Regions from separate parts of the Homo sapiens genome. Here region 2 is linked to region 1. The links are chromatin loops, found by intact Hi-C in ENCODE. Cell type or tissue: dorsolateral prefrontal cortex. All regions are shown on one strand. Links, peaks and the distances in the headings refer to the core of each region. The heading gives the core; the rest is flanking DNA.

Region 1 (15,893 bases), core at 3,996-11,995:
GTCACTGCCTCTAAAGTGATGAGGCAGAAAAATCTGGTGCTCAAACCATGGAGCTGCACATTTACCTGACCCAGGATTGAGAAAAGGTAAAGAGCAGATGCAGTAGAAGGTGTAGCTGCTGCCAGCCTGGCTGCTGCCTCCCTCAGTGCATCCTTGCTTCTGCCATTAAATCAACAGCCACATGTATGAACTGTAATCATCTGTGCCCTACACTGAATTTTCAGATCACACATAAGTATCTCTGTGGCCAATCCTAGCTAAGACATTTAAAGAGGGATATTGGGGGAAATGTAGCTCCAATTTAGCTAAGTTGACCCAGTAAACACTGCATCTGATGGTCTTTATTAAAGAGCAAAGAGAAAAAAAGCATTTTCCAGATCAATAGCTGCATTGTGTTGATTTCCTACAACTGCAATTAGAGTTACCATGTGATTAAGTTGCAATAATCACTGTCATTTTCCAAGATCCATCTGTCGTTTGCAAGTCAAATAGGTGAGCTGAGTGGGATGAAGTGGGAATCACTACCTCCTGAATCTTTCAAGTCTTTGATGATGATGCTAATTTCTGCAGTCCCTTTAGAAACGGGGCATTGCTTTCTGTAAATAGAACTCTCTCATGGCTTCCAGTTTATCCTTTCTACCACAATTGCTCAAGCCAGGTAACCACTTTGGAGTTTTTGCCAGTTGCTGAGTATATTTGTTTTCAAATATTCATTTCTCAACTAGGGAAGAGGGGCAGGCAGGTGGTTTTGTGAAACCATTGAGCCCACTGTGAGATGAACCCAAGACAAAACTCCATAAACTTGATATCCATAAGCTTCTACACTGACTGGTGGACCACAGTGTCCCTGGATTCTAGAAATTAGTATTACTTCAGACACAGTGTCCAGTAATCCCTGAAACCTTTGAGTATTTCTCATCTCCCAGTGCATACTCATCCTGGTAAATGTCCAAAAGTCTCTTTGGAAAGGCTAAAAGAAAGATGTATAGTATACATGTGTGGCTATGTAACAGGGTCCTTCCTCATAGGAATCTGTCCTCATTTTCATTCAAAGGGCTCTGAGCCTATAACTGGCTCAAGTCTTGGACATGATTGAGGGCAGTGATTCTCTGTGGTGTTAATTCAAGTCAGACTTCTGTTCACCAGGTATATTAGTTCCCCATTGCTGCTATAACAAATAACCATAAGCTTAGTTGCTTAAAACACATTTATTTATTCTCTTATAGTTCTGGAGGTCAGAAGTCTAAAATCAAGGTGTCAGCAGGGCTGCATTCATTCTGCAGGCTTTAGGAGATAATCTGTTTCCTTGCCTTTTCCAGCTTTTAGAGGTACCTGCTTTCTTTGTCTTGTGGCACTTTCCTTGTAGCATTTCAACCTCTTTCTTCCATTGTCATATCTCTTATTATCCAATCTGATCTCTTGCTTCCCTCTTACAAGGACTCTTGTGATCACATCACACCTATTCATATAATCCAGATGATTTCCCCATCTTAAGACCCTAAACTTGATCGCACCTGCAAAGTCCTATTTTCCATATAAGGTAAAATTCACAGGTTCCAGTGATTCGGACATGGACACCTTTGGGAGGGTCCATTAGTCAGTCTACCATGCCAGACCTAAAACTTTTTGTTGATGCAATTCAAATAAGACCTTAATAGGAATGCCTTTCTATTGCGGTTCTGTTGATGCTACGATAAATTAGACAACACCAAAGATGTCTTGGATCTTCGATATCAGGGTTCCCAAATCAAGCATATTTTTCACAGCCTTGGTGAAGGTAATGTTACCTGGAACTTCCTCTGGGAGACAGAGAGTGGAGGAGCAGGTCTTCCATGTTAAGTTTATTCTAACGTTCTGATGTCCGTAAGCCTTTAGATTCTTTCTTCTACAGTATACCAATAAATAGTGGCATTTTATCTTCATTTAGTGTAGGTCACCTGTTTTCCAGGGTTCTGTCAACACATAAAGCATACTGTTAGAGTCATATCAACCATTAACACTAACACATTACATCCAGAGTCTCTGTTTCATAAAGCCATATTAATGAATTCATCATAGCCCAACATTTTATTTCTTCTGACAGCCCTGAAACAATGCACTTAGGTTACATTCCCAGACATGTCACCTAGGTTTCTGTCAGTATACATTGGCAAAATATTGTCAGCCTTTTGATGTGCATTTTACTTCTTCGTGGGTCATGCTATTTAACTTATCCTCAGGGGCCTGACAAGACTCAAATCTCATTGTAGCCCTGGAAGCAATGAAAGCTGGGGGAGGATATGTTCTGAGGAGGATCAGCCATCCCCTGAAATGTTACCTCAGGGGAGACCAGTAAGGATTCTTCAGTCAAGGAGAAACTAACCACCTCAGTGTCCTTAGGAAAATGTACATGTTCAAAGTCTCCAGGTCCATCTGCATTGGTTCTTTCATCTTATTCCATTTTCGGGGTTCCCCTTTTTCATAATATATTACAAAAGAAACCCAGCTAATATGAGAATTAGGTTAGCATTATAATTTAGCTGTCCAAAGGATTAAACTTCAGGTTTGTTTGTTTGTTTTTTATATTTCAGCCCTGTGGCTATAGACAAAAGGGCTTACACTGGGGACGTCATAGAAGCTTTCAGGTTTTTCACATTACTGAGTTGAGAATTTAAGGCTGTGATCTGCTTATTGTTATTCTCCAAGCTCTCCCGTGCACTGAGAAGCAACCAAACAAACCCATTAGACTACTTATTTTAACAAAAATATTCTAGGGCAGGAACTACACAATCACCTAAAACTTTGCCTTCTATAGGCACTTTGTCTGACAATTACCTACAAGTGGTGGCTCATTCCTGTAATCACAGCACTTTGGGAGGCCAAGGTGGGAGAATTGCTTGAAATCAGGAGTTTGAGACCAGCCTGGGCAGCATAGTAAGACCTCATCTCCACACAAAATCAAAAATTAGCCAAGTGTGATGGCACATGCCTGCAGTCCCAGCTACCTGTGAAGCTGAGGTGGGGGAATCTCTTGAGCCTGCAGGTCAAGGCTGCAGTGAGCCATGGTCAGGCCAGTGCACTCTAGCCTAGGCAACAGAGCAAGAACCTGTCTTTAAATGAATAAATAAACAAATAAATAAATAACTGTGCTGCCATTGCTTGTCAGGGACCAACAGTGTCCCCTTTCCCACTGAAAATATGGTCAGCAAAGCCTTTAAATCCAGTCCAATCGGAGCTCCAATTTCAGATAACCCAAAAGCAATCCAAGGAACTTATTCCTAAAGTTTGTTCCTCTGGAACTGTTTCTAATACCAGATTATCAGTAAGTGTTTTGTCAGATAAGCAGAATTAATTTAAGTAATGTACAATAAAGAAATCAATACAGAAATTCAATCTTAAACAATCTTGGGAGCAGGTAAACTGTTTATATAAGTCTGTACCTTCTGCATCTGGTGTTGGGCGTGTAGTCATCAGGGCTAGTAACTGGGGAAGGAAGATAGGTATGGAGTAGGGGAGACCAAGAACATAACTCCTCTTTCTTTTCCCATCCCCAACCTTGGCAATTGGGTGCCCTGAATAATCAATGGGTGCTCTTCAACATGGAGAAGCACACACCTCTTCCTCAGGAATAGGAGAAACAGGTGGAGGAGATCTGGCAGAGGCTAGATTTGCACCCGTCATACAAACAAGGTGAGGTCAGCGACAATGTGAGTGAGCCACAACATCCCTGCCCTAAGTTACCTTTAAGAAATAAAAATGCTTACTATTCCATTTCTGCTTTTCAAATCCCACTCAGCTTTTCCACTGGCTGACCTTGTCGTAAACGTTCATAAAAGAAAATTGTGAGAAACATAATTCCAGCTTGGAGAAAGTGTAGTGGATAGAGCCACTACACATAATATAAACACAGACAGACACATACACACTCATCTAGGTAGATTTTTTTCTCTATATTTTATTAAAAACTATAAATTGATATGGATATTTATAGTTTCCATTCAATAATACATAGTATATATTCTACACATATAACATAGAGCCCAACAAGGTAGAGTGTATACTAGTCTTCCCCCATTTTGATTTTGTACTTTCCTTTTCCAACAGTGAGAAACCTATCTCTCTTTATTCTCAATTTGTTTCTCATTTGTTCAAGCCTAAAAAACACAGGTCTTTCAGAGTTGCTAATACATACTACTGTGAAAAAAGCAAACCTACTAATTAGGGATTGCTATGTGTTTATAGTTCCTTTATAAAGGTAAAATTTACATAAAGGGCAATGCAAATTTTTAAGAGTATAATTCCGTGAGTTCTGAGAAATGTATACAGATACTTAGTCCTTACACCTCTCAAGTTATTAAACATATTCAACAACCCTAGAGAGTACCCTCATGTTCCTTTCCAATCAATTCTACACAACCCCTTTTCTGATCTTTTTCCCTTTAAATTACTTTTGACTATGTTAGAATGCCATGTAAATGGAATCAGGTACTGTGGATCTACATTACTTAAATTAATTCTGCTTATCTGACAAAACATCCAAAGGTGACTAGGTAAACTGTGTTATGTTCATATAATGGAATACTACTTGCCAATAAAAAGTAACAAAATGACTGACATGTGCAGCAATACACTTGACATTATACTGAGCAAAATAACCTAGATTTTAGTTGTCTTAGCTGTCATAAATAAAACATCTATTAAGAAGTCCTTTTTTTGCTGTTATAAATAGAGCATCTATGAAGAAGTCCTTTTTTGAGGACATATGTTTCATTTCTTGTGGTTAGATATCTAGGAGTGGATACAAATGGATATAAGAAACTACAGGTTTGCCTTGTACCTTCCTTGTCCTAGAACTGGAATCACTCATTTCTGAAAAAAGCCTAATTCCTTAGGTGGAAAATCATATTTTAAAACAAACTCTGGTCTCTATGGGCCCTCAACTTTATTGGATCAATGTTGCTTCCAGGCCCTTTTTCTGGAAAAAGCTAGATGACAGGGATTTTCAAAACCCATTGGTTTATGTTGGTACTTTCAATTCAATGTTAACATCTTAGTATTTTTCTCCATTTCTCTAATTTCTTATTGTATTTCTTTTTTCTTAACCAAAAAATCTTGATTCTTAACATCATTAACACAATTTCTTAATTATATAGTCCCTCGATGAAAAGAAACTAGTTTCAAAATATTAACAAATAAAACTTCTTTAGCAATACTACTTTTTTTAAAAAAAAAAGAAAAACCCTACTTTTAACAAAAATTACTTAGTAAATTTAATTTTGTTATTTCTTATCCTAAACATCATTCTTCTAAATGTGTATGGACAAAGTTGTTTTCTATTCCAGTGGGGTTTTTTTCTCAGTTTAAATGAAGTAAATTTATTGTGAAAGCATTTAATATGAGTTTTTTTCTATGCATTTGTCTTACCATTTTATTATATGTTTTGAATATTTTGTATTCAATTTTAGGTGTTTTTAGAGTTTTGAGTAATTTTTTAAAAGATCATGTATTTTTATTTAAATATGGAAACAACTTAAAAAATGTTTCAGATAGAAGTCTGACTTCCCTTCGTGATGCTTTCCCACATTGTGCCTATCCTTTCAAATATAACTCCTGTGTGAGTGAGAAACTACACTTATACCCCCTCCAAGCACACACATTCCCTACAAATAGCTACTTTCATCAGTTTTTTTTTAATCTTCCTTAGTTTCTTTTTTTTTGCAAATTTACCAAATCCATTTTTCCTTTTTCTTCCACACTCAAAGAAAGTATCTTACATCAAATATACTATTTTTTACCCCTTGTTTGTAACCACTTCAAAATATATCCTGGAAGGCTCATCATTTTATAGGCCTCATCATCCTTTTGGTAACATTGATTGCTAACTTGATACGCAGGAATCTGCTAAGCAGCATTTAGACATTAGTTCACTTACTTCTCCCAATAGTCCTCTATGGGGGCTCTATAGAGGAGTGCCACATGGATTCTCCCTCCAGGACTGAAGCATTTGTTGTGCTCCAGCTGTTCGTAGTGTTAGCTTCTCAGTTGAGACCCACTCTGGGACTTACCCTTGGCTGAAGGGCCTCAGCCCATGTTGCAGTCCCTTTGAATTCCTGGTCAGTGTGTAAGTTCGAATGCAAACCCCCTTTCCCTTCCCAATTTGAAAGGATTCTGGTGAAGGGGACCATCCTGCTCCAGTGGTCCCATTCCCCTGCCCAGTCCTGCTTCTTTCATTCCCTAAGAACAACACACCTCCTGCACACTCTTTTTCTGGGCTTCTGTTTCCCAAGGCACCTAATCTGTGACATCTTATGGGGTACATCCTATTATTATCTCAATTTTACAGGTGAGCAAGTTGACACACACATAAGGCAAGGAATTGCCCCAAACCATCAGCTGGTAAGTGACAGAGCCTGGATTCATAACCAAGTTTTTCTGTGCTATTCTTAGCCACTTTGAAACACTATCTGATCCATTTAATCTTAGCAACTATTTCATCCCTCTGTCCTGAAGCATTGCAACTGCCTCTGAATGGATCTCCTTGCCTTTATTCTTACCCCTCCAGTCTGCAAACAGAATAAACTTCCAAAGCCTCGGAAGAGATCACTCCCACACATAGAAGACTTCGGTGCATTATTCTTGGACTTAAGCCAGAGTAAAAGATTTTGCACAGTACACAGAGCTCTCCATTATTTAACCTCCGCATCTTCTTCAAGCCTCATTGCACCATCCCTTCCCACGGTTCTCCTTAATTCAGCCATGCTCATAAATGGACTCTCATCCTTCATCTGAATAACTCTCTCTACCTCCTGCATCTGAATAGCTACTTCTCATGCCTCAATCTCACCTGAAACATTAACTACATAGAGCTCTTTCCTAAGCTCCTAGTTAGGTTACCTCTATTTATCTATTAGCTCTCGTAGTATCTTTATTTCCCCCATTGTATAATGCTTACTATGTTATTATTGGGTTTTTAATTGACTTTTCATTATTTTTTATTGAAGTATAACCTACACACAGAAAATACACCACTCAAAAAATATTCACAAAGTGAACACACTTGTGTAACAGCATCCAGATCCCAAAATAGGATGTGACCAACATCTCAGAAGCCTCCTTGGTCTCCTCCCATTGCCTGCCATAACCACCATCCTGCTTTCTAACACTACGTCGATAGATTCTTAATGTGTTTTCAATTAAGTGCCACTGAACTGCATTTCCCAGAATTCTCCATTCTGTAATAAGTTTTCAGTTAGGGTGAGACACAGAAGGGGTTCCTGTGGGAGATGGGAAATGCAGGAAGTGAAGCGGCAGCCATTTTGTTGCTCAGGTACATTGGTGCTGATCTGTGGGTTCCGCTCCCTACTGTGAGCTGCAGCTGGTCCTGCAGCTGCATCAGCTTCTCTGGCATGCTCCTTCAGTGCCTCTAACTTCCGGTCAGGTGTGTGTGTTTAGCTCTGTGAAGAAGAGCCTTGGATCCTGCAGGACACCTGCACTACCAACAGCAGAGGCAACAAAACTGTACACGGGTTCCAGTCCTTGAGGGCTTTAGTTCATGCTTCCAGCTCATTCTTGCTCTGTCCCACTTTATGTCTATTTTCTTTCTCAACTGCCCACTCTATAGACCCGAAGCTCCAACATAAGTCTTACAGAGACTGCTTAACCGGCTTCCACCCTTGGGTAAATTTGCATCTCTGTAAGAAATTCCCTTTATATGTATATAAAACTTCTGTTCTCTAATTGAAATTTGTAATTACTCATTTGAAGTTCATACTTCCTCCCAGCTTGTATATCCCATGATGTCAGAGATCATTTTCCTTTCTCTCGTGTCTAAAATTATATCCCTAGCACCTACCAGAGCACCTGGCACGCAGTGGATGATGGATACCTTTCTGCTGAATGAGTTAATACATACATACATACATACATACGTTTGTAAATAATGTGTGAAATAAATGACCATATAGAAAAAAAAAGTCATGTTGCTTTGGAAAGTCTATGAAACCACTGATGGAAAGAAACACCACTTTCAAGAATGATTGCTGAAAAAGTTCAGTTTCAGGAAGTTGTCAACTTGTTTGATGTAAATGCAATGAGGCTACCTACCAACCATCAAAGATCGAAGAGGAAAGAAACTTCTGAGAGCTTGCAACAGAGATGTACTTCTGTGAAAAGCACTCACCAGCCTAAAGAAACCAACACATGGACACTTCAGCAGTGTGTCCTTGACGGGCTTCACCAAATAATGGTAAAAGGCCATTTGATGGGAACAAGGGCTCTTCTCCTTGGAGAAGCCTCTATAACCACTTCATAAGCTCTAAGACTTATGTGTTGCTTTTAACACTCTTCCAAGGACCACTCCCCCAAATAGTGAGAGTGATAGGCCCAGATAAGTGTCAGAAAATGCCATTCTATATCCTTTTGTGAGGTAAAAAACGATTCCTTCCATGCACTGCCAACATTACATAGCCTTCCATCTCCTCTGTCATATCAGTAGTCATTGTTGCCCCTCTCTCTCTCCTGTCTTTGTAAGCACACACACATACAGACACATACACACACACCAATATAGAAGATGAACAAATTACTTTGCATTAGAATTATCGTTAGAAATCAATATCAACAAGGCTTTCTCTCTCTCTGAATTTCAGAATTCAAGAAAACAGAATTCTTTTTAGAGACTCTTTTTAATTATATATACTTTAGCAGTATATAGTAAAATATTGTAGAAAATAAGATGATGCTTTGAAAAATCCTCAACTATATCTCTACATCATGCTGTCTTTTGTTTGACTTCATAAAAATAAGACAGTGTTATTTTTCTGCCCGAGAAACCCTCCCAATACCCCCTCTCCCAAACCTAATTTCATCTCCTTTGACTAATTCAAAATATTCTTTTATCAGTGTAAACCTTACTTACTTCTCCAAGGATTTCTTTTGACTTCTATCTAAACTGCCATAAGTGGTTAAGCAGACTAAGTTACCCACATGCTTAGAGCACCCTCCATCACATTACTCACCACACCAAAAGTTATTGCTTAATTGTCTCATTCCCTACTAGTTTTGAAAAACAGGACCTTGGCCAGGCGCAATGGCTCATACCTGTAATCCCAGCACTTTGGGAGGCCGAGGCGGGTGGATCACCTGAGGTCAGGAGTTCAAGACCAGCCAGACTGACCAACATGGCGAAACCCCGTCTCTAATAAAAATACAAAATTACCCCGGTCTGGTGGCACATGCCTTTAATCCCAGCTACTTGGGAGGCTGAGGCAGGAGAATAGCTTGAACCTGGGAGACGGAGGTTGCAGTGAGCTGAGATCACACCATTGAACTCCAGCCTGGGCAACAGGAGCAAAATTCCATCTCAAATAAAAAAAGAATAAAAGAAAAACAGGACCTTTATTGGATTTTTTTTAGTATTTCCAGTGAACAGCACATTGCTTGGAGCATTTGCTTTATAAATAACAAAGAAGTAAATGAAATCTAGTCCAGGTAACCATTCTTGGACTCAAGTGAAATATCCAGTATTTCATGCCCATATCATCTTGGAAGAACACACAAGAACAAGATGAAGTAAATTCATATTCCCTAGAAGTTATCCATAAAGTAGTAACATCATAGTATTTTCATCTGCCTCTTAATTTCTAGTCTTCCATGGGGTTGTTCGGACCACTCCTACCTAATTTTTCCTTTTGTTCTGAAAGCCTGCAAGTACTGAAATCATCTTTGTTATATGAGCTATATGCTGATATTACCTGTTGATGTCATCTACCAGGGCAGAAAATGTTACCAGTCATATGATTTTTGCAAGGTTTTCTTCAGTCAAGCCTTCCTGGTTTCTCCAGCATGCTGATTTTTATTTTATTTTATTTTATTATTATTATTATTTGTTGACACAAAGTTTCACTCTTGTTGCCCAGGCTGGAGGGCAATGGCTTGATCTCGGCTCACTGCAACCTCTAACTTCTGGTTTCAAGCAATTCTCCTGCCTCAGCCGCCCGAGTAGCTGGGATTACAGGTGCCCACCACCACACCTGACTAATTTTTGTATTTTTAGTAGAGATGGGCTTTCACCATGTTGGCCAGGCTGGTCTCAAACTCCTGACCTCATGATCTGCCCACCTCAGCCTCCCAAAGTGCTGGGATCACAGGCATGAGCCACCGCGCCCAGCTGCTGATTCTTAATAGTCTCAGGGATTGAGTTTGCCTTGGCAATCTCATAGTCCACTTTTAATGACCTTTCAAACCACTCTTCTGTCACCCAGAAGTAAAAACCCTTTAAGGGAATGACATTGTTCATGGTGAGGTTCTGGCTGTGCTGCACCTTCTCCTCATGAGAAGGATGTCTTGGGGTACCTAATGGATTAGTCTCCTTACATTCATCCTACCAGTCTCTTTCCCCAAAATCAAAGTTGCAAATCTTTGTATTTCTCCGTAGGGTCATCACCATGATTGTTTTACAAATACTGGCCAAATTGACTTCACTTTTAAGTGGAGGGTGGTGTAGAGGTCAGTTATTAGATTCAGCCTGAGAGGCAAGGCAATTATGAACACAAATTAAGCTACTGTTCACACATAGAGAGAAATCATTTCTAAATATGCTGCTGCAGCAAAGAAAAACTCAGAGAAAGTGATCAGTTGGGAAAATGTACACTTGAAAAAGAATAGAGAAATTATTAGAGCCTCATTAGTTAGTCATTCGATTGTACTCTGTAGGGCTGAGGGTTCTTTTCCAGCCATGTGAACCATTTTTATGTTTTGCATCTTGCTTATCTCAACCATATAATGCATAGGTAAAATAAATATATATATTAGCATATTTTTGTCATAGAGGTAAATGCCATGGTTTTAGGGGGATGAAGAACTGAGGTGAGAAGCAGGAAAAATAAACTAAGAGTCGGAGCTCATCACTGTGGAAGGTCCCAACATTCAACACGAAAAATATGCATTCAACAATTTTTAACCAAAGCAGAAGAGGCTAGAAAATGATGAAGCCTCTAGGGGTCAGAATATTTTGTATCTCACTCTCAAATGAACTGTGTATGTCATGTGCAAGTGACTCAGGCTAAGAAAGATCAGCTTGCAAACAATATCTTTACAGTGTACAATTCAGTGGCCTTAATTATATTCCCAATGTTGTGCAACCATCACCACTATCTAGTTTAAAATTTTTTCATCATCTCAAACAAAACTTTGTATCCTTTTGACTTTGTGTGCCTTTTCCTTTCTTTTTACATCCTTTTGTAACTTAGGGTAAAATTTTCAGCATTAAATAAAACATTTCAAATATGTTGTATATGGCTTTAGTTATAAACTATATTGCATGCTGACAGAGAAGTGCTCCCTTTTAGCTAAGCCCAGAACTTCTCTTTTGACAATAAAGTACTAAGCAGTGGTATCACGAGGGCCAGCTCCACATGGTCCCCTGCAGAATAAATGCAGATGACAGAAAGCTGATGTTGTCTACTACTGAACAGTGATGGAGATGGTGCTAAGTTTTTACAGTTGTCTTAGCCCCAGTGGTTCTCAAAGTGGGGTTCCTGGCCCAGCAGCAGCATCCCGCTAGGAACTTCTTAGAAATGCAAAGGTACGGGCCCCCCTCCGGCCTCCTGAATGCAAGGGGTGTGGTGGGGTGCAGTGAGCTGTTTTCACAAGCCCTCCAGGTTACTAGATGCTAGCTCACTTGAGAATGATGGGTTTTAGCTATTCTGGGGTGTCTCTCTGATTTTCTACAACACCAAGTTTGGTGAGGTTTTAAATTTAGTCTATTTTTATATAAAATGATTGCCAGACTTATTATATTAAGTTTGAAGAAGCAGAAGATCCTTGTCAATGTATAAGGCCCAGGCCTAGAGCTGTCAAATGATAAACTTTGTGCTTAAGCTGGTTTTTAGTATGTATATCTTTTTGATGGTATGAAAAATTTATTTAGGCTTGACTATTTTAAAACACCATAATGAATGTATAATTAATTTATGTTAAAGTATTAACCCTTTGTTACAAGGGAATGATAATGTTGTGATTGGTTGCCTCTTAGCCCATCAACTGTTCCTGTCACGGTAGTCCTTACTTCTGTCGTCAGCTCAGAGCCTGCACATTTTTATATTTCATTATCATGATAAATTAGCCACCATAATCCCATGGAATTAAGTATTGTTAAATCTAAGCAAACTATCTTTGAGTCAAAAAAGTTGGATAACTCTTCATCTGTTTGAAATAATGCTCTGAATGGCCAACATTCCAAGAATGTATTAAAAACGGCAACCCTGCCTACCGTTTTGATTACCCTTTTCCATATTAAACAAGTTGAGGACAACAACAAAAAATCTTTGTATCCTTTATGCAATAATGCCCCATCTCCCTGCCTTCCACTGCAGTTCCTGATAACCTCTAAGCTATTAGCTTTTACTATGAATTTGCCCTTTTCCAACTATTTCGTATAAATGGAATAATCCAATGTTTATTCTTTCATGTCTGGTTTATTTTACTTAGCATGATGTTTTCAAGGCCCATTCATTTTGTAGCATGTTTCTGAATGTCATTCTTTTTCAGGGCTGAATAATATTTCATCATATGTGTATGTCATATTTTGTTTTTCTGTTCATCTGTCGATGAACACTTGGGTTGTTTCCATCTTTTTTCCATCGTGAATAATGCTGCTATGACCACTGGTATACAAAAATTTGAGTCCCTATTTTCAATTATTTTGGGTACTTAGGGGTGGATTAAGTATACTGTTTTACATTGTGTGATGTTGAAGATAATTTAAAATGTTGAACATACTGACAGAAATATTTTAAAGATCTGAGACATATTTTAAATCTTCATTTATATGTATATCTTGATTTAACATAAACAAGTATGACAGGTTTATAAAATAAAATAAGGCATTAAAAGCTTGTCTTTTTTGGCCGGGTGCAGTGGCTCACGCCTGTAATCCCAGCACTTTGGGAGGCCAAGGCAGGTGGATCACGAGGTCAAGAGTTCGAGACCAGCCTAACCAACATAGTGAAACCCTGTCTCTACTAAAAATACAGAAATTAGCCGGGCATGGTGGTACACACCTGTAATCCCAGCTACTCAGGAGGCTGAGGCAGGAGAATTGCTTGAACCCAGGAGGCGGAGGTTGCAGTGAGCTGAGATCATGCCACTGCTCTCCAGCCTGGTTGACAGAGCGAGACTCTGTCTCAAAAAAAAAAAAAAAAAAAAAAAAAAAAAAAACACAAAAAAAACACTTGTCATTTTTATTAAAATGTGTTGCCATTAGACATGAGTGCTTTATTACTTCTTAGGAACTTATCCACAGTTACATTTATCAATAGTTAAAATTGATAGCTAAATAAATAACAGGTAACGAACACACTTACATGTGCATCTCCCTGAACTGCTGTGATGAATTAGTAGATTTGTTACAGTTTTTATCACTATCAACCCTGTTATTGAGAACACTGTTGCATAAAAAGAAAGGATACATTTAAAAGACAAATAGTAGAATATTTATATTAGTAAATGCAGAAGAATATGTGCAAATCAGTTAGTCATTGTGACATTGAATGAGATTTTATTGAGAGAGAGGCTAACCTGAGAGAGAAAATTATAATAAAACTTCAATTTGTGCATTTTTTAAGCTATAAGAATAAGAACAGACAAAAGCACAGAACGTGCCTGAGCAAGCTACACTGCACATATTTCATTCCTGTCTGTTTTAGTGATAAGATCTTTTTTTTTTTTTTTTTTTTTTTTTTTGGCTAATGACCATAAAATAAGAGGAAGAAATAGCAAATGAAAAAAATTTTGTGGATTCCATAGTCTACCCATTATGACCAAGTTAGGAGATACTCTGTTTCACTCACGTCTGTGTGAAGAGACCACCAAACAGGCTTTGTGTGAGCAAAAAGGCTGTTTATTTCACCTGGGTGCAGGCGGGCTGAGTCCGAAAAGAGAGTCAGCGAAGGGAGATAGGGGTGGGGCCATTTTATAAGATTTGGGTAGGTAAAGGAAAATTACAGTCAAAGGGGGATTGTTCTCTGGCAGGCAGGAGTGGGGGTCACAAGGTGCTCAGTAGGGGAGCTTTTGAGCCAGGATGAGCCAGGAGAAGGAATTTCACAAGATAATGTCATCAGTTAAGGCAGGAACAGGCCATTTTCACTTGTTTTGTGGTGGAATGTCATCAGTTAGGGCAGGAACTGGCCATCTGGATGTGTATGTGCAGGTCACAGGGGTTATGATGGCTTAGTTTGGGCTCAGAGGCCTGAGGAGAGTTTGAGAGAAATTTTGCTACAGATAATTGATTATGTTATTGAATAGGATGTAACACACTGGCTTGCTTGGGGGAAAAATGAAAAGAAAAAAAATGTCCTCATTGATGTACAATTGGCTCACTTGAGTCTGTGTGCATGGCTCCAGCACAACACTGAGAAAAATCTTTGTATACAAAAAGCTTAACTTGAACTTGTATACTTGAGAGACATTCTAGATTTTAAATGTCACTTCTTCTTCTAACTCTGCTGGGAATCACCGTTGAAGAAAGCAACACCTAGTTATACATCCACTTGTATCACCTGCCCAGCATCACTACTTAGAGAAGATCCAGAAGTTGGGAGTCTGATACTAGGAGAAGGTGGAAACTTGCACTCCTGGGGCTCTATGGTACAGCTCACAACCATCTAGGGCTGCCTGCTTGTTTTGCTCTATGTGCCCTTCCCTTTACCCTTGAAAACAAATCCAACAACCTGCAATATCTGCCACTTCAACCTTCCATCCTTTATAGGCTGAAAACAAGGTGAGACATAGGCACCAGAGAAACTTTGAATTCCTCAGCCTCATTTCCTCATCTCTTCCTACAAGAAGAGGAAGCCAAGAAGCAGAATAACTCGCTGGCAAGACAGGTCACACTCAGGGCATTTGAACTTAATGGCTTTGGTTGATCAGTTTGCAGTAGAGTTCCAGATAGTGACATCAAGTTTTCCTTCTCTAAGTGCAACAACAAAATCTCTCTGAGAAAACAGTTGCTTTTTCGTTTCCTTTTTGACTTAGTTTATGATATTTGACGTGCAAAAAAGTATTAATGGAAGAATACACAAGAAAGTAAAAAAATAGTGTTTGCAGTCTGGTGTTATTGTATATATCATATATATAATTGTTATTTTATAATTGTATACATAATTATACAATTATATATGCAAGTTATATTAGATATTATTTTATAATTACACAATTTATGTTAAATATATCATTCTATAATTATATAATTGAAAATTATATCTTGTTATATTTATTATATTTAATCAAATCATAAGTATACTGCATATACAATTCTTTTTTATATATTATATTGTATGTATATATAATTGTTATGACAATTATATATACAATTGTCATAACAATTAAATATATAGTTATTATTTTAAGTACAATTTAACATAGCCACGTTGTTATATATACATATTATCTATAAACATTATATGGAATGTTTATAGATAATATGTATATTAACAATATGTAACATTTATATATATATAACCATGTAGCTGTGTTAAATTGTAATTAAAAATAACAAAAATATGTTAACATTGATTCAAAAATATGTTTTCTCATTTGTGGCCCTTTTCACTTCTTAAAGCGTAGGCAGCGTTTCCTTGCAGTGTTTTTCCCATCTCAAATGGCTCCGTAATTTAGACAATAGCAAGCAGAGCACATGATTAATGAAGCTGTGAATTGAGGACGGGACAGCTGCTGGATCACAAAGAGATGCTTTGTGGGCATGTTACTACATGTGCAAGGAACTCTACAAATTGATAATTTGTTAAGCTAATTGAATCTCTCTGTGAGCGTTATTGTAACTTTTGGTTGGACCAGGGCATAACCAAGTGTTTATACCAATCTAGGGCAGCTAAAGGCAAAGCCATCATTTGCTG
Region 2 (15,893 bases), core at 3,858-11,857, 140 kb before region 1:
TTTTTTTTTTTTTTTTTGCATGCCTTGAATAATCAGTATGCCTTATGGACTTAAAATGAAACTCTAGGCATAGAATCAGCTATATGGGAAGCAGTGATTAATATTTAGCTTACCAAAGTAGATTTCTAAAATATTTTAGCTATCTGTGCTATCTATGGTGAGGGACTCAAGCAGTGAATTAAATCCTATCTCACATTAGAGACCATTAAGATATTCATTGATTTAGGAGATGCGTATTGAGCAGCTTATTCTGAGCAAAGAAACCACATCAGACAATGTAAGAGATAAAAAAGCAGTTCCCCAGTCATCAAGGGACTTTTATAATATGGCAGGGAAAATACCATTGTAGAAAAATAAATAAAATAAACTGCAGAGATTGAGAAGTAGTTTGGGTGAGGGAGAGGCACGAGGGAATGCCCTTATGTTTGTGGAGAGTTTGGCATGCGATAATCTTCCCTAGCCAAGACCAAGAAGTTTGAAATTACACGACTAGTTTAATATCTCTACCCCAGTACTCTCTGGCCTTCCACCTTGACATGCAATCCCACCTATGTTATCTTTATTACCACAGTTTAGAAACCTACTCCAATGTGTTTATTTTTAGAAGTAGAACGTCCCCTTCAAAACTACCGAACCTCAGAATAAGGACAAAAATGACATCTTCATGAATTTTTGTAACTTTTTTCTTTGTTGGCTGGTATATTGGTTGGTTCACTTTTTTTTTTTCCTGTTCTAACTCACAAAATGTATACAGCTTTCTCAACAGTAGAGTTGACTATTCATGGGGAATGCTAACATTGCATTTACTTGAAACTAATGTCAAGCTCCAGCCTTTAGTTGATAAGACTGAATATTAGGACATGCTCCCAAACCTAAAACTAGTACAAACATTCAGCACTACAGAGTACTCTACAGAGACAAAGTTATAAAAATGAAAATTAGCATCCTTTTTGTAACTCCTAACTGATGCTTGAAATTTTCTTTGGCTCAAGGAAGCTTGTTTATTCTAAAAATATAGTAGGGAATATTTTGTACACTATCATTACCAACTTAGTTTTAGCCAGAAGTGAAACTAATGTCAAATCTAAGAAGAACATAATTAGTTACGTTGCAGTTTAGTATAATGGGTAAGTATTTAGGGTATGGAGTCAGATTGCCTGGGTTACAATCTTGGTTTCCCCAAGAGAATCTAAGCAAGTTACCTAACCTTTCTGAGCCTCAGTTTCTCATCTGTAAAATGGGAGAAATAATAATAACAATGTATGTTGTAAGGTAGGCTTGGTGTCATGAGAGGTAAATCTCAAAATGTCAGTGGCTAAACCAAATAAAAATCTTTTTAATTTCCCTATATTCTAAGGTATGTTCCAGGTTGAATGGCTCTCCTTCAAGTGGGCTCCTTCTATCTTGTGGCTCCATCTTCTTCGGTATGTCCATTCCAAAGACACCATTGTGTGTGTGTGTGTTTGTGTGTGTGTGTGTGTGTGTGTGTGTGGTGGGGGGAACCATCTGGATTTCAGCCAGATGGAAATAGGAAAGAGCTTGGCAGAGTGTGCATGAAAAGTGTAACTGGGCCTGGACTGAAAATAGGTGATGCACATCTATCCACATTACATTAGTCAAAAGTCAGTCAAAAAGCCATAGGTAATTACAAGATAGGCTGTGATATACACGGATGAAAAGAAATCAATTTTGGTGAATGCCCAGTCAATCCAGCCAGAATTATGTATCATAAGAGTTCTTACGGGATTTAAGTGGATGGAAACACGTGAGTCTCTTAGAATTATGCCTTGTAACACAGTCCATATAAACCAATTGTATATTGTTTATTACTACCTTTTCGTAATCTCAAGTGCTAGGTATTTTTTCATAATCAATTCTAAAACTCCAGTACTCTATTATACAAACAACCTGGCACATCAGACTCTACTCAGTTACCCCAGAAGAACAAGTTGCCTATATCATTGGAAATTCCGTTAGCAAGGTATTCACTTAGCAGCTTAGCTTTTAGTGCTTCAGAGAAGCCTATATACCCAGATCAATTAAAAAAAAAGATACAATATATTTAAATATTTATATGAAAAAATAAACAGAGTAATGTGAACCTTCAACTCAACAAAATGGAATCTCCAATGTTCCTGTTATCTCTGCTCCTAGATTCTAAATTATTTCCCTTAATTGATAGTACTTAGACACATCATTTATTGACATTTTATCAGAATGTCCTTGTGATTTAGGGAATATCTTTTATTTCCCTATTTTAAAATGAATTTTTGTAGTATTATTTGAGATTTTATTTTTCTATCATATTGCTCTATTTTGAGTCTAGCATTTTGAGGGCAGAGACTAAATATATATTTTAAGTATCTATATATGCCCAGTGTCTTGCATTATATTTGCAAGTGTCCTATTAGTGCTTATTTGATTCTTTGTGTCTCAGCTATACCATGGTAAAGAATAGACTTGAAATCTGAATACCATAGAGTAGCTTGTGGGACCGTGAACAAGTTGTTCTAAACCTCAATATCTTCCTCTAGAAGTGGAGGAAATGGTAGCATCTACCTGTGAAATTTGGAGTTGGTATAAAGTGAGAAATTAAACTGAGCAGGTAATAACCCCTCATAATATTCTCTACTATTTGTTTTAATGATAATGGCTAAGGGATCTTGGGATAGGTAGGGCAACAAATGAAAATAGGAAGCAAAGAGTCCATACTCGGATTAAATAACTCAAAAATGCCCGAAACCTCCAGACCTGATAAAAAAAGTTGCACAGCAGAATAAGGCAAACCATTACTTTTTATCTTTCTAGAGTCCTTACATTTCCAAGAGGCTAGATTACTGTGAAAGCATATTGGGAAACTGCTGGTGGGCAGGCCCAGACCTAGAAGATTTTAAAATAGTTAAACATGATTCATTGTCTTTTCCCTAGAGCGAGATGTACATCACAGACAGAAGAAAGACTTCTTTCCTTAACCTGCTTTTAAATAATCCCATGGAGTGAGGGTGGATATCAAGTGGTGTCTCCATTTGTGCTATTGTTTGGCAGAGGCAATAATTGTTTATCAGTATTATCTCAGGATAATCCATCGTACAAATCTTATATATGTAATCTGGCTGAATGATACAGTTCTCTGTCCTCCTGACCAGTCTCTATGGACAACCCGCAGCATGAGTGGCTATTAGGGGGCTGAGTGTTATTGAGTTGGCAGAAAGCATTAAAACCGGCATAAGAGTCCTTCACCCACTGGGGAGGGCTAAATAGATGAGCAAAGTTTCTCTAAGCTTCAAGACTCCTTAAACTTCAACATTAGAGACAGCCTTGAAAGGAATAATGCTTTATTCAAAGAAAGCTACCCTTTAAATAAAACATGATTTACTCCTCCTGTTTCCCTTGAGCGGTTTTTCCCCCATCACATAATTTTTGACCTTGTAAAATTTGGCAAAAGCATTGTGAGCAAGCCTATAACTTGATCTGGAGTAGACATAAAGTGACATGTGAAAGCTGGGTCTAAATACATGTCTGTTTGACAGGGCGTGTTTAGGATAGAAGGCTGCTGCTTTACCACAACTTATTTTTCAGGCATTTTCTGAGGCGAACTTGTCAAACTGACTGGAAAATCCACAAAGAAGCCTTTTGGCTAATTTAAAGAAAAGAAATGAAGCCATAAATAAGTCAAATAAAAGTAAATTTAGAAGTAATAAAACAAAGACACTGTTGCTTACTTGGGTCTATGGTTCTCTTGAAATATACAAAGCCTAGTTTCTACCTCATTCCTACAGCCCAGGTATAGAAGACAAGGGTCCTACACCAACTTATTTTAGGAATTCACAGGTATGCTTTTGTGTTGTAATTGCATACAATGGATGCGAGGAAGATGGGCAGGATTTGCCTCTGTTCTCCTGATGAACAGAGGAGTGCACCTGGCTCCCACCGAGCCTAATCACGCAGGTTTAAAGGGGTTTGGCTCAGGGCATCCCAACGTGACGGAAGAAGATGCTAGTTAAATGTTGGTCGTTTTCCATTCTCTTCAGGGGAAATCTCCCAGTGCCAATCTCTGAAAAGCTGTAAGACTCTGAAACAGATCTCCCCAGAAATCCCACCTGGAAGGACAGTAAGGTATGCTATTTATCTCTTCCTGAATCAGTTTTCTATGTGCTTCAGCCATCTAGGTATTGTACCTCTTGCTTCGTAGTGCCCTGATTTGTATGTTCGTCCTTTCTCCAACCCCTATCCAAATTGCCTCAAAGCATTCTGGAAGCACATATCATGTTAAAGTGTAAATAATATCCTCAGTGATTTCCCCTTGAATCTGTTTCCTTTGATGAATAAATGCCCAAGTAGTAGCAGTAGTATAAAAAATACGGAAAAGGGAAGGAAGAGATATATGGGATTGTTCTGGAGATGATATCCAACAGGACCCTTTTCAATAGCACCAATGCTTCCTCTATTTATCTTTCTTTCTTTCTTTCTTTCACACCTTAGCAAACAGATAATGAAACACATACACTCGAAGGAAGGGAAGAAGGGAGGAAGGGAGGGAGGGAGGGAGGCAGGCAGGCAGAAAGGCATAAAGCGACAGTTCTCCATCCTCCTGACCAGTCTGTCTATGGACAACCCACAGCATGAGTGGCTGGAAGGAAGGAAGGGAGGAAGGAAGGTTACTGGCTTTGCCTAAAGTGACATTTTTCCCTATAGGAAAGGTCTGATCTCAGACACACCATTTAACTGGTGATGTGGAGAATCCAAGGACAGCAACTACAATCAATTCCAAACCCTATATGTTAGAGAGAAAAAACCTGAAACTCAGGGAGGCAAGACCCAAAGTTAGGGGCAGTAGAACTATAATGAAGCTCCAGACTTCCTGACCTGCAGATGAATGTTCTCCCTATCACACGGTGCTTCATAATGCTTGATTTAAATCTGTAGGAGACACAGTGAAATCACAGAACTCGAGAGCTCAGGATCTTCAGTTGGGAAAGCCAGGGTTTGAAATTCGGGCCAGCCATTGGGCAGATTGCCCAATCTCTTTAAAGCCTTGCAACTCAAAAGGAGGTTCAGAAACCAGCCAATATCAGCATCACCTGGGCACTTGTTAGAACTATAGAATCCTAGGACCCGCCAAAAATCAACCTAACAATGTTCCCAGGTGGGTATGAATAACATTTGAGAAACACAAGTTAAAATCAGTGATTCTCATTCTTGGATGCTCATTAGAATCACCTGGGAAGCCTTAAACACTACTAAGGCCCTGGCCTCACCCGCAGAAGTGAACCATGCTTGGCCATCAGCTACAACCAATTTTAAGGAGTAATCAGGTGACTTTAATCATACAACTAATACGAAGGCACCAGAGGGCACTAGCAGAATGTCTCCTCTCCCCTTCCACAAGGCTCTTTTAAAGATTACAGGAGATAATGCTTTTAAAGCACATGGCACATACCTAGCATAGACTATGTACTCAAAAATGTTAATTTATTTCTCTTTGTTCTACTCTTTTTCTTCTTCCCTTTCTGCTTCTTCGGGTTCTTTATAATGTAATGCATAAGTTAAGCCAAGTTGCTTACCTTAGATATGTCAAGTTTTTTTTGCTTTGGTTTGGTTTTTGTTATTTATTTATTTTTTAAAAATTTTTGAATGAATAAAATTTAATGAGTTAACAGAATATGCCTGGCACTGTTTTATGCACTGATGAAACAAGAGTGAACCCTCACAGAACATAAACTCTGCAAACACAGGGACTCTTTTTTGCTATCCCTGTGACACGCCCAGCTCTGAGCCCAGTGACTGTTTCATTGTAGGAAATAAATGTGGAAATATATATCCCCCCAAACCAAAAAGTATATTGTAGTTACCTATTTGAGGAGGGTGACAAAACCAAAACCCAAAACACAAGCTTTTCATTTTAATATCTAGAATAAAGAAATAATTGAATGATGTCTTCTTAGTTCAGTTTTTAGTTTTAATTTTGAAAATCTGTTATGTCCTCCTTGAAACTAATGATAGATAATGATGTTGTTTCTTATTATACAATTATCAGAATAAATCATGTTCAAAGCATTTGTGTAAGAAACAAAAACAACTGGAGACCAAGCCCTCTGTGGTCAGACATTACTGACCTTGACGGCCACAGCGCCTGGGCCCAGTCGGACACCCGATCTCTGCCCTGTGGCTGTGAGGAGCACACAGTAAAGATACATGAAGGACTGCTTCAGGGCTGTTATGATCAAGGATTTATATTTTAATACATCCATGCTTTTGTCTGCCTAGAAGATTATCATTCATTGTTTCTAATTGCTCCATTTCTGGATCTGTTCGTAAATACACATTGTAAGAACATTTTCAAAAGATCTGTCACAGGATTCTCTATTTTTTGTGCTTTTAAATGTAAAAGCCCCCAAAAGAATTGGCAGCAACTCAAAATAATGATTATGTAAATGAAAAAAAAAGTCCTGCTTTTAACCAAAGAAAGGCAAAGCTATTTAGAGCAAGGATCACTCCTCCCCCTGGCAGCCTCCTTCTTCCTGGAGCGCCACTCTCTTCTCAGTTCTAGGGGATATTCCTTCCAGAGAACACCAACTGCAAAGTTGTAGTGGAGTTAAGGGCCAGTTACCAGTCTATACATTCACTCTTTATTGTAAAACTCAAACCATTCTCGGTTTTCTGGCAGTTGTGTCAGGCCAATGAATGTTTGTTTCCTCTTTTGTGGTTGAATATAAATTCTTGTTGGAAGAAGAGAAAAAAAAAAGCCCTCCAGATATTACAATAAACACACACAGAGGAAGAAAAAAAATTCTATCTCCGTTGAGTTTAACAATCAGCAGGGCCCAAATTACCTCTTATTAACATTTATTTTACAAAAGAGGCAGGGTATAATTTGGTGATAGATTCGGATTTGGAGAGGAGCTATAATCAGCCTCCTGAAGTGCTCTGCCTGAAGGACATGGCTGCTATTTTTTGTAATTATATTTTTCTGTCCCCACCCCCTTCCCCAGTCTGGAGAGTCTTTCACTCCTATCTCTGGTGCCTGCATTTCTCCCTCCCCCTTGCTCCCCTTCTCTCTTTCCTCCCCAGCCCCCTTCTCTCCCCTTTTCTCTTTAGGCCTCTTTTGAATAATGCAGCCTCTTTCAATAGCCCAGGCAGGCTTGAAGATTAGGAAGCCTGGTGGTGGAGATGGGGCCTGCTTAATAGGAGCAGGAGGCCTCTTCTGGCGAACAAGGTTCTGGGAACCAGTCCAACTGCAGAGAGCATGTGTTGGGAACCCTGAATAGGCAAGCAGCAGGCCGGCCCATATGTCAGCCTGTGCCACAAAGACTCTTCTGCATATCTACCATGACAAACAGGATTACCGAAGACAATTAATCTGGCACGCTTTATCAAAATCAAGCAGTGACCCCGACCTCTCCCCTCGGTGTGAGGCAGATGCCACGCTCCGATTCAATAGACCTTGAGTGTTCCCTTTTTCACTTCTGAAAAGAATCCAAGGTCTGAATAAGGCTGGCATGGACTAATTGCAACGACTGTGGACGGTGACAGTCTTAATCAAATAGGACGAATCTACCTTTTCTCTGACTTTTAATGGAGAGGCTAGCCACAGCTCCTTGTCTGCCACAGAAAGAAAAAGAAGTGCATCTATTTTACTTTTATCTGTCTTGTCTGGCGCCTGCAGCTTGCTGGGGGTGGGAGAAAGGGGCAGACATTCAGGTAGCTCCTATTCAGCTGTGCTTTGCCTCATATCTGGGAGTTCAATTCTAGTGGAAGAAAGTCTGCCAGTGGCTAAAGAACATAATGGTTTTTATGATTTAGTTAATTCTTTCCTGGTACTTTATGGGAGAGATAATGCAGCAGGAAAGTAGCAGGGCCTCCAGAATCGACAAAACCTCCAATTGTGACTCCATTGAGTCCATTCCTGTAATTTAATCCAATTTCTCTGTTTCGTCATCTGCACTTTTTTATGACCCTGATAAGAGGAACCTTGGATGGATGTCTGTTAAGAATATTTACCAAAGTGTTTAGATTGATTTAGAAATGAGAACGCTCTGTAGAAAGAAAATATTTGTAATTTTTCTTGAAGGTTTAAAGTTTTCAGAGAGACCAATGAGAAAAGGGAGGCGTTGGCTAGATCTTGTCCTACTAGGAAGAGGCTGTGGGTGAGTATGTAGGTCGGAATTGAACACAGGTGAAATTTAGGCTTTTTCTTATTGTTGTTAACCAATTCTTCTACCCATAAATAAGCCTAAATAGTCTGGGTGTAGAGGAACAGGGAGGAGACTAACTCTTATATTAGCCCATTCAACTTGGTGAGCCCTTGATTAGACATTTGGATAATGTCTCAGTTAAGAGTCCAGAAATCTTTCTATAAAAATAAATAGGAAGCTACTGCATGAAGTAATATAGCTTTTCTCAAAGAATCATGCTCAGGCAACCTGCATCATGATCACCTAGAGAACTCATTAAAAATACAGATTGGTAGAGTCCATGTGAGACCTAAGGACCCTCACTCCCTTAGTGTGGGCTTGTGTCGACCTTGGAACCATATTCCATAGGTGACTCTTATGCACTCCAACATGAGAATTGATGATGCAGTTGAAAGAGAGCGGGGGTGTCAGCCAGTAGACTTGGTTCTAGGTTTATTTCTAACTAAACTAGCTCTCTCATCTTGGCCAAGTCATTCTCTGCACTGCAGTTTCTTCAATAATTATGGCATTGGATGGATGTCTGTTAAGAATATTTACCAAAGTGCTAATATTTACCAAAGGGATCAAGATCTCCCTTGCCCAATTTAGCTTTAAAACAACTCGTTTCTCTGAATCTGATTTAAAGGAAATTCATTCCTTCCTGCCTTGGCAAATCTGACAAATAATATGTCTTTCTCAGCTCCCTTTTAATTGTATCATTTAGATACAGTGCAAGATTGTCAAAAAGGTACTAGAGTTCCAGGTTGTGTGATTCTGAGGACACAGATTAAATACATATGTTATAAGTATATATCTAATCATGTAAATACATAGTAAATAAATATTTATTTATAAATATTAAATGGAATGATATTATGAAGCTCAGTTATCAGGAGAAAGCAGTTTGTTGTTAAAGAATATGTGAGTAAATCAGAGCACTGGGAAGTCATGCTTGTATTTGATCAACTCAAAAAAATTGAAGATGTAAATTTTACTAAAAGGCACGGGAGTCTGGGTAGCAAAGAGTGTGGAAATTGTCCTTACCTGAATTGTTGTTACATTAGACCCACCTGAGATTTACTAAGTCAGGGTCGTTTTCGGTGTCTGACTCATTGTAGGTGCCTGGCTCTGGACCATACTGAAAAGTACAGAGATTGCCCTGCAGGAAGCTCTCTGCTGACATCATTTCAACCAGGGCTGGGAGAGGACTGCTGTCTATATGGGTGGTTACATAGAATCCTTATACTTACATATTAATTTTCCCTGGACACAGAATTCTTTCTTAAAACTATGAAAATCTGGCTTGTTCATCTATGTTGGAAATTATTTGCTATTAAATTAGTAATTAGTTTCAGGATTTATAAAGTCCAAGAGCAGTAAGATTGTCTTCAACTGATGTTAAGCATCTAATATAAGCAAAGCTCTTAAAATATAGAGAAGCATTTCTAGAAAAATGATGCATATGTGAAGTAAATAAGGGAATTAAGAATATTATTTGTACTGGCAAGAAAAATTGAGAAATTAGGCATTTAAAAAAAATAGCTTCCAATTTAGAAGGAAATAATATATATTTTATTTGTTTCTTGTATCCAATAACAAGATGTAAAACCAGATTCCTTTGACTCTCATGTGTATGTGTATATATATTATAATGTGTATGTATAATATATATTGTGTATATATAACATAATGTGTATATATAATATAATAATATGTATATATACATACATTTCAGACTCAAGAGAGGATTTGAGTGTAATCATAGGTATATAAGGCATAAGGTTCTTAGGCAATAAAAATTTGGTCAACAAGCACTTAACTAGACAGTTTTGGCCTCTAAAACTATTTTCCATTCCTGCTTTCCAGCTTTACTAAACAATCCTGGTATTTTAATGATATAAGGAGACCCTACTCTCCAGACCTAAGTGTACACACATGGATGGGGTGGTCATGTGCTAGTTATTAAAATGGTCCTGGGCAAAGCTAATTTGGTAGTGCTGTGGGACTGAGATAAAATGCAACCCTGTTCTCATTTTATGGGGAGAGTCTCGGGCTAGTGTTTTAGGCTGGCAAGTTCCAGATCTAGGGAATCACTCTATGGTGTCAGTAACTGTTATAAGCTTCCTGTCCTGGGGGAAAAATAGCTTACTGCTGATAAGAAAGAGGTGATTGTCCTTGATGTGCCAGCTGCCAGAGTCCCAGCTTGGTGGGGTCAGGTACACACTAACCCTTCAGTGCAACTCCTACAGTTGGACAACAGTGCAGGTGCTGGTGTTCTTCCCTCACAAATTGATGATCCTGCCCAGTCTGTTTCATTTCTTGTGAGTGTCTCAGCAGAAAACGCACCCGAGAATAAACCTAGACCCCTTGCAACATTCAGGAAACCTGAGTGTAACCCACGACCACCCGAACAATTGAACATTAGCCCCACCCTGTTTAACTTTCCCCTCTTGAATCCTTAAATGGTTAAAACACCACATGAATGCTGAGATAAACTCCTGCTGTGATAATTTACTGTCAGAAATATTGAGTGCACTTTAGTGGGACGGCAGTAGGAATGGTCTTCTCAAGTGCTGCAGTACAAAAGCTGGGACTATCAAGATTTTTTGGCAGGCTTTGCATTTTCCTTGTCATATTATATATTGCAGAAGTACAATTCAGGATCAGTACAAATCAGCTTAGAGGACAGGGGAAGCGGTGGGTTGCATCAGCAGCACCTGGGCTAAACAGAAGGTGGCAGCATTTTAACATTGCCGGGCACATGTACACAACGGCACATGCGCAGACGCCATTCCATGATCATTGGGTTATCGTCTGCATTCCTGACGTAGTGTTTACAGCTTCCTGCTTATGGCAACAAGGAAGCAGAACGCAGAGTGATGAGAGATTTATGTGGATATGATAGCACTGGACACTTCGAGGCTCCATTGGCAAAACATGCGGCAAATAGGAAACCAAGGGGTGAGCTGAAAATATCTATGGTACTGTCGGAAAGCTGCTTATTTTCCATTCCTTGTTAAAACTTCAACACGAAAGGTGTAAATGCATCAAAATTAAGCCTAGAAAGGAATAGGCAGTTTCAATGTTTTTCAGCTTCTAAAAAACTCTATGAAACAAATTTATAACTGGGAAAACCTTGTACTGTGAGTAAGAACATTGTGGTGCAGTATGGGCTCCGTTTCAAAACGGGCTGTGAATCCTTCCGTGTACTGTTGAAATCCCTCCCCTAACTCCCAGCTCCCCTACTGGCTAGCTTATGCCCGAGAAATCTCCGACCCTGTTTATTTTTTAACTGAAATAATAAGTGTACCTTCCTGATAGGGTTATAATGATTTGTGAGGTCATATATGTAAATCGTATTGCCCGGTTCATACTAGCTGCTCAGTAAATGCTATCTTTATAATCATTACTGTTATTGAGTTTTACTGTTTTCAAAAAATTGCATACAGTAGTTAATTTGATTCTTACAGCAATTCTGAGAATTATGCAAGAAAAGAGTTCTTACAATAAGGATAGTAAGTGCAGGCTAAGTGACCAGCCAAGCTGCAAGCCAGGTCATTTCATCAGGGGCTGTTTTCTCATTGGTTAAATGAAAAAACTGAGCAGGAGATAGATAACCATGAGGTTCTTTCCGGTTCTAATAGTTGCAACTCTGTCATTTAGTTTAATTTACAGCATAGTAAGCAGAGATCCAGAGGGCAATTAATTGCATTTTTATCTTAGTAATTTGCTACAAATGAAAACAATGACTGTTTGCTATGGGCACACAGAGCTCTTATGCCTGATGAAAAGTAAAAGAAATATTGGAACACAGGGGTCTTGTGAAACCCAACCAATGACAAAAATCAATTCAAAGTGTGAGCACTTCACAAAAGAAATACTGCTTAATTTTATACACAGCCCGGCACTTGACTGTATATTATAGTCAACTATACTCCCCATCTATTAGCTCCTTATCTGTGAGAGTGCTTCTCCTGAAATTAATCTGCCCTAAATTTATCATACATGTTCCAGAATGAGTGTGATTGTCAATAGCACTATTTAAAAGAATGACCTTCTAAGGGGAACAAGCAAACATTTGTGAAAGTCATTCAACTAACACTGCTTGCTAAGAAGTGGGGTGTTTTATTTATGGCTGTTGTTTTGATAAAATGTCTGAAACCTCACAATTGTCTCCTCTGAAAAACTGCCACGTTTAGGATTTTTTTTAACAATACTTTTGTACAATTACACCACACATGAGAAATCAGGCTTCATGTATGACCTCAGCTCTCATTAAGATCATTGTGAAAGTTTCATTGCATCACCCAGATGCATTTTAATTGTCACATCTAATGCAATGCTATAGTTGTATTTTACAGCTTAAAATTAAACCTTTTTTGGCAACATCTGCTAGAGTGCTAATAATTTAGGTGTGGAAAAATATCTGTCATTGTAAGATTGTCCGATTAGAAAATAAAATGGGTTTGGTGAGAAAGGCCCTTCTTTTTCAACAACTCTCCTACTCATGACAAAAATCCCTCCTCTCTTTTCAGTAGACCTTTGACATTTAAGAAGTATATGCCCTAAGATTTCTACAGATCCTGAAATTCATCACTACGGCAGAATCACGCATCTTATGGTGAGTCAATGATGACTAATGTAGCAGAGGCGTTTACTGGTCATTGAATATCAATGTGTTCCCTCCACTTTTTCCACTACCTTTAAGTTAGACTGGATGGTGTGAATACATTATCTGACAGATGGCTGTGATTGGAAGTGATATGTCTCTCTGATGGGTTGAATCACTAAAGAACTACATTGAAACTCTCTCGCTTTCTCTTTTGCTGTCATGGAGAAAGAGATCATGAAATCACAGGAGGGAAAGTAACTTAGATCTCTGAGTCACTGAAAATAAATTCCTTACAGAACCACTGACCCCACAATAAATACTATGTGAGTGAAAAATAAACTTTTATGCCTGTTACTGCTGCAAAGCTAGGCTATCGTGACTAATCCAACTACCATAATAAAATCTATCCTATGCCACATTTCATAATAAATAGCACAAATTCGTAAGCCTGTTTGTGAGAACGCTCTTGTGTGTCTACTGATGCCATTGTAACACATCAGTAATGTGGAGGGTAGCCAGGTTTCTACCAGATCTGATTCCATGTATGGAGAAAATTTTGATGTGATTTGGCTTCATGTTCCACCCAAATCTCATCTTGAATTGTAATCCTCATGTGTCAAGGGAGGGACCTGGTGGGAGGTGATTGGATCATACGGGTTGTTTCCCCTTGCTGTGCTCCTGTTAGTGAGTTCTCCTGAGATCTAATGGTTTAAAAGTGTGTGGAAGTTCCCCCACCACCCCCTGCTGCTACGTAAGATATACTTTTCTTCTCTTTGCCTTCTGCCATGATTGTAAGTTTCCTGAGGCCTCCCCAGCCATGTAGAACTGTGTGTCCATTAAACCTCTTTTCTTTATGAATTACCTAGTCTCAGGTAGTTCATTATAGCAGTGTGAAAACAAGACTAATACAATTTGGACAATAAATTTCAACTCTATATGTGTTTTGCAATACATGATTTAAACCCACTTTCTATTACATTTCTCCCAGAGTCATTGAGAATCACTGGTACAGATTATCTGGAGGATTATTACTTTAAATTCAGAGGGAGAGAGAAAAAAAAAAAAAACAGCCCTGAGAAGTGGGAAACTGGCAGTCAACAAAGCTTATTCATTTCTAAGTAAATGTTTTACATCAGACTTATTGTACCTACATATTCAGAAAACTTTTTCTGAATCATTGTGAATCTATTTCTTAGACTTCAACTAATGCCTATTTGTGCTTGGAACATATCTTGCTTATAATTCTAACCCAGATATAATCTAATAATAGATTATATATCAGAAGCATTGGATTATCTGTTCTTTCATTTCTTCCTTCCTATCACTCAGGGTCCAATCAAGGGACAAAAAATATACCTATTACTTAAACAGAAATTACTCAATGCAAGGATTGTTCACTGAGTATAAAATGGTTTAATAAAGAACTCAAAAGACCAGAAAAGAATACTAAGGTGTAACGGAGATAGTATTGCAGGACAAAGCCTCCATTTCTAGGGCTACAAAAAGAAAGGAAAAGTCTGGAATTATAACAACATGGAAGCTTAGAGGAGAAGCCCTGTGGAGTAGAAACTCAGCCTTCTGAGGAGAAGGAGCTGCTCATCTTGTGCTGGTGTCTCTGAGCTCAGAGGAAGAGCTCCCAGGACTGGGACCCGGCCTTTTCCACTTCTGAGAAGGAGGCACTGGCTGGCCGTACTGCTAGAGAGGGAGGGTCGGTCTACAAGTGTAAAAAAATGTGCAGTCTTGATTCAGCTGCTGTTACAGTCAGGACCTGCTTTACTATTGAGGGAAAGAATCATAGGTGGGCTGACACTCACAGAAACAGGATACAGGAAAGAAGAAGCATAGAGCCTGCAGGAAACAGACATGACACAGCAAGCCTCTTCTTCTTCCTCCAGCAGTGTAGACAACCCTAGTGCCTCCTACTGAAAAAGTCTAACAGGAATCCAGATGCCCAAATGGAAAAGTGGTTTTCATAATTCTCATTATCACAAAACAGAGTATAGAAGAGTAGATTTGGTGCCAAGAAACTATCACTAAAAGTTAGCAGATATTTTTCTTTAAAATTAATTTCCTGGTTTACTTTGGAAATGACTGTCTCAGTAATTGAAAAGAATTAAGTGATTCTGACAATTATGTTTCCTTGCTCACCCATAGACCGGCCATATTAAAATTTTGCTAAATGCTTTACTTTAATTTGATTTTCTCTGTGCAGTAAAAATAGTGCTAGTATTGAAAATAATAAATCCTGGCCTAAGAGTAAGAAAATCTAAGTTTTAATCCTCCATGTACTATTTATGTGATCACTGGAAAACTATATAACATGCCTGAGATTTAATTACTTCTTGAGGATGTTATTGAATTATAAAAATTTAACATAAAATAATAATTTCCATTTGGTACTCTGACAGCCATGAAAATTCACCTTATAGACCACCAACTACAGCTGTTATGTGCTGAATTCCATCACAGCATTTGCACTGAGGCCACACTTTCCCTGGGCTGCCTCAGGCTACAGACAGCATGCAACTAGCACACTGATGTTGGCCTGTTCCCAGGAGACAGGAGACTCCTGTGATAGCCTACTTGGTCCCAGCAACTCCCCAACAACCTGATTGGATTTTCTGTAGAATACATGGCATTCTAGGACACTCGTACACAACCTTTTTTTGCTTTCTCCTTCACCCGGGGTGAGGCTTGCATGGTGGTCTGACGTCTCTCTCAAACTTCCATGGCTTCCTCTTCATTTTGTCTCTCCGGCTTTTCCCTAATAAGGTCCTTGCATGTCTCATCCTATCTTGGAACCTGCTTTATAACATGGTTTGTGTTTCTTAAAATGCGATTTATGAACCCCTTTGGCCAGAATCATCTTGAGTTACCTTTTGAGATGCACCTCTCCAGGACCTATGTGAGAGGCCCCCAGTTAGGATTTTCTGAGGCTGGGGAAAGCTTTCTGAATTTTTAATTAGTTCTCCAGGTTATTATTGTTAATATTAAATGTACAGCTCCACTGTCACATGAACATATCTTTCAACATTTTAATGATTTCACTCCACCCTTTTCTTGCTTGTGTAGTTTCTGACAAGAAGTCAGCTGTAATTCCTATCCCT

Evidence for each region. A loop is a pair of places that touch in the nucleus more often than their neighbours do. Peaks named below come from ENCODE experiments on the same cell type or tissue, not always from the same donor. Only the 100,000 strongest peaks of a DNase experiment are listed, where the experiment ranks them.
Region 2: it touches region 1 in a loop (1.9-fold over the local background); 3 of 110 quality-filtered maps call a loop at or near these places.

The regions. Positions count from the first base shown.
Region 1 is chr6:23,027,350-23,043,242 of GRCh38, reverse strand. No RefSeq gene overlaps it. Among named protein-coding and RNA genes, the nearest start is that of LINC03005, 320 kb to the right of the region's middle. In dorsolateral prefrontal cortex, for the core only: no CTCF peak of the experiment used is centred there; no DNase peak of the experiment used is centred there.
Region 2 is chr6:23,172,156-23,188,048 of GRCh38, reverse strand. It overlaps LOC105374974 (a long non-coding RNA gene), which reads left to right and starts at 11,004. Exons shown (of 3, transcript XR_926583.3): 1 at 11,004-11,135; 2 at 12,710-12,795. RefSeq lists enhancers at 6,091-8,265, 11,955-13,154. In dorsolateral prefrontal cortex, for the core only: no CTCF peak of the experiment used is centred there; a DNase peak (open chromatin) is centred at 7,228; H3K4me3 peaks cover 539 bases; H3K27ac peaks cover 409 bases.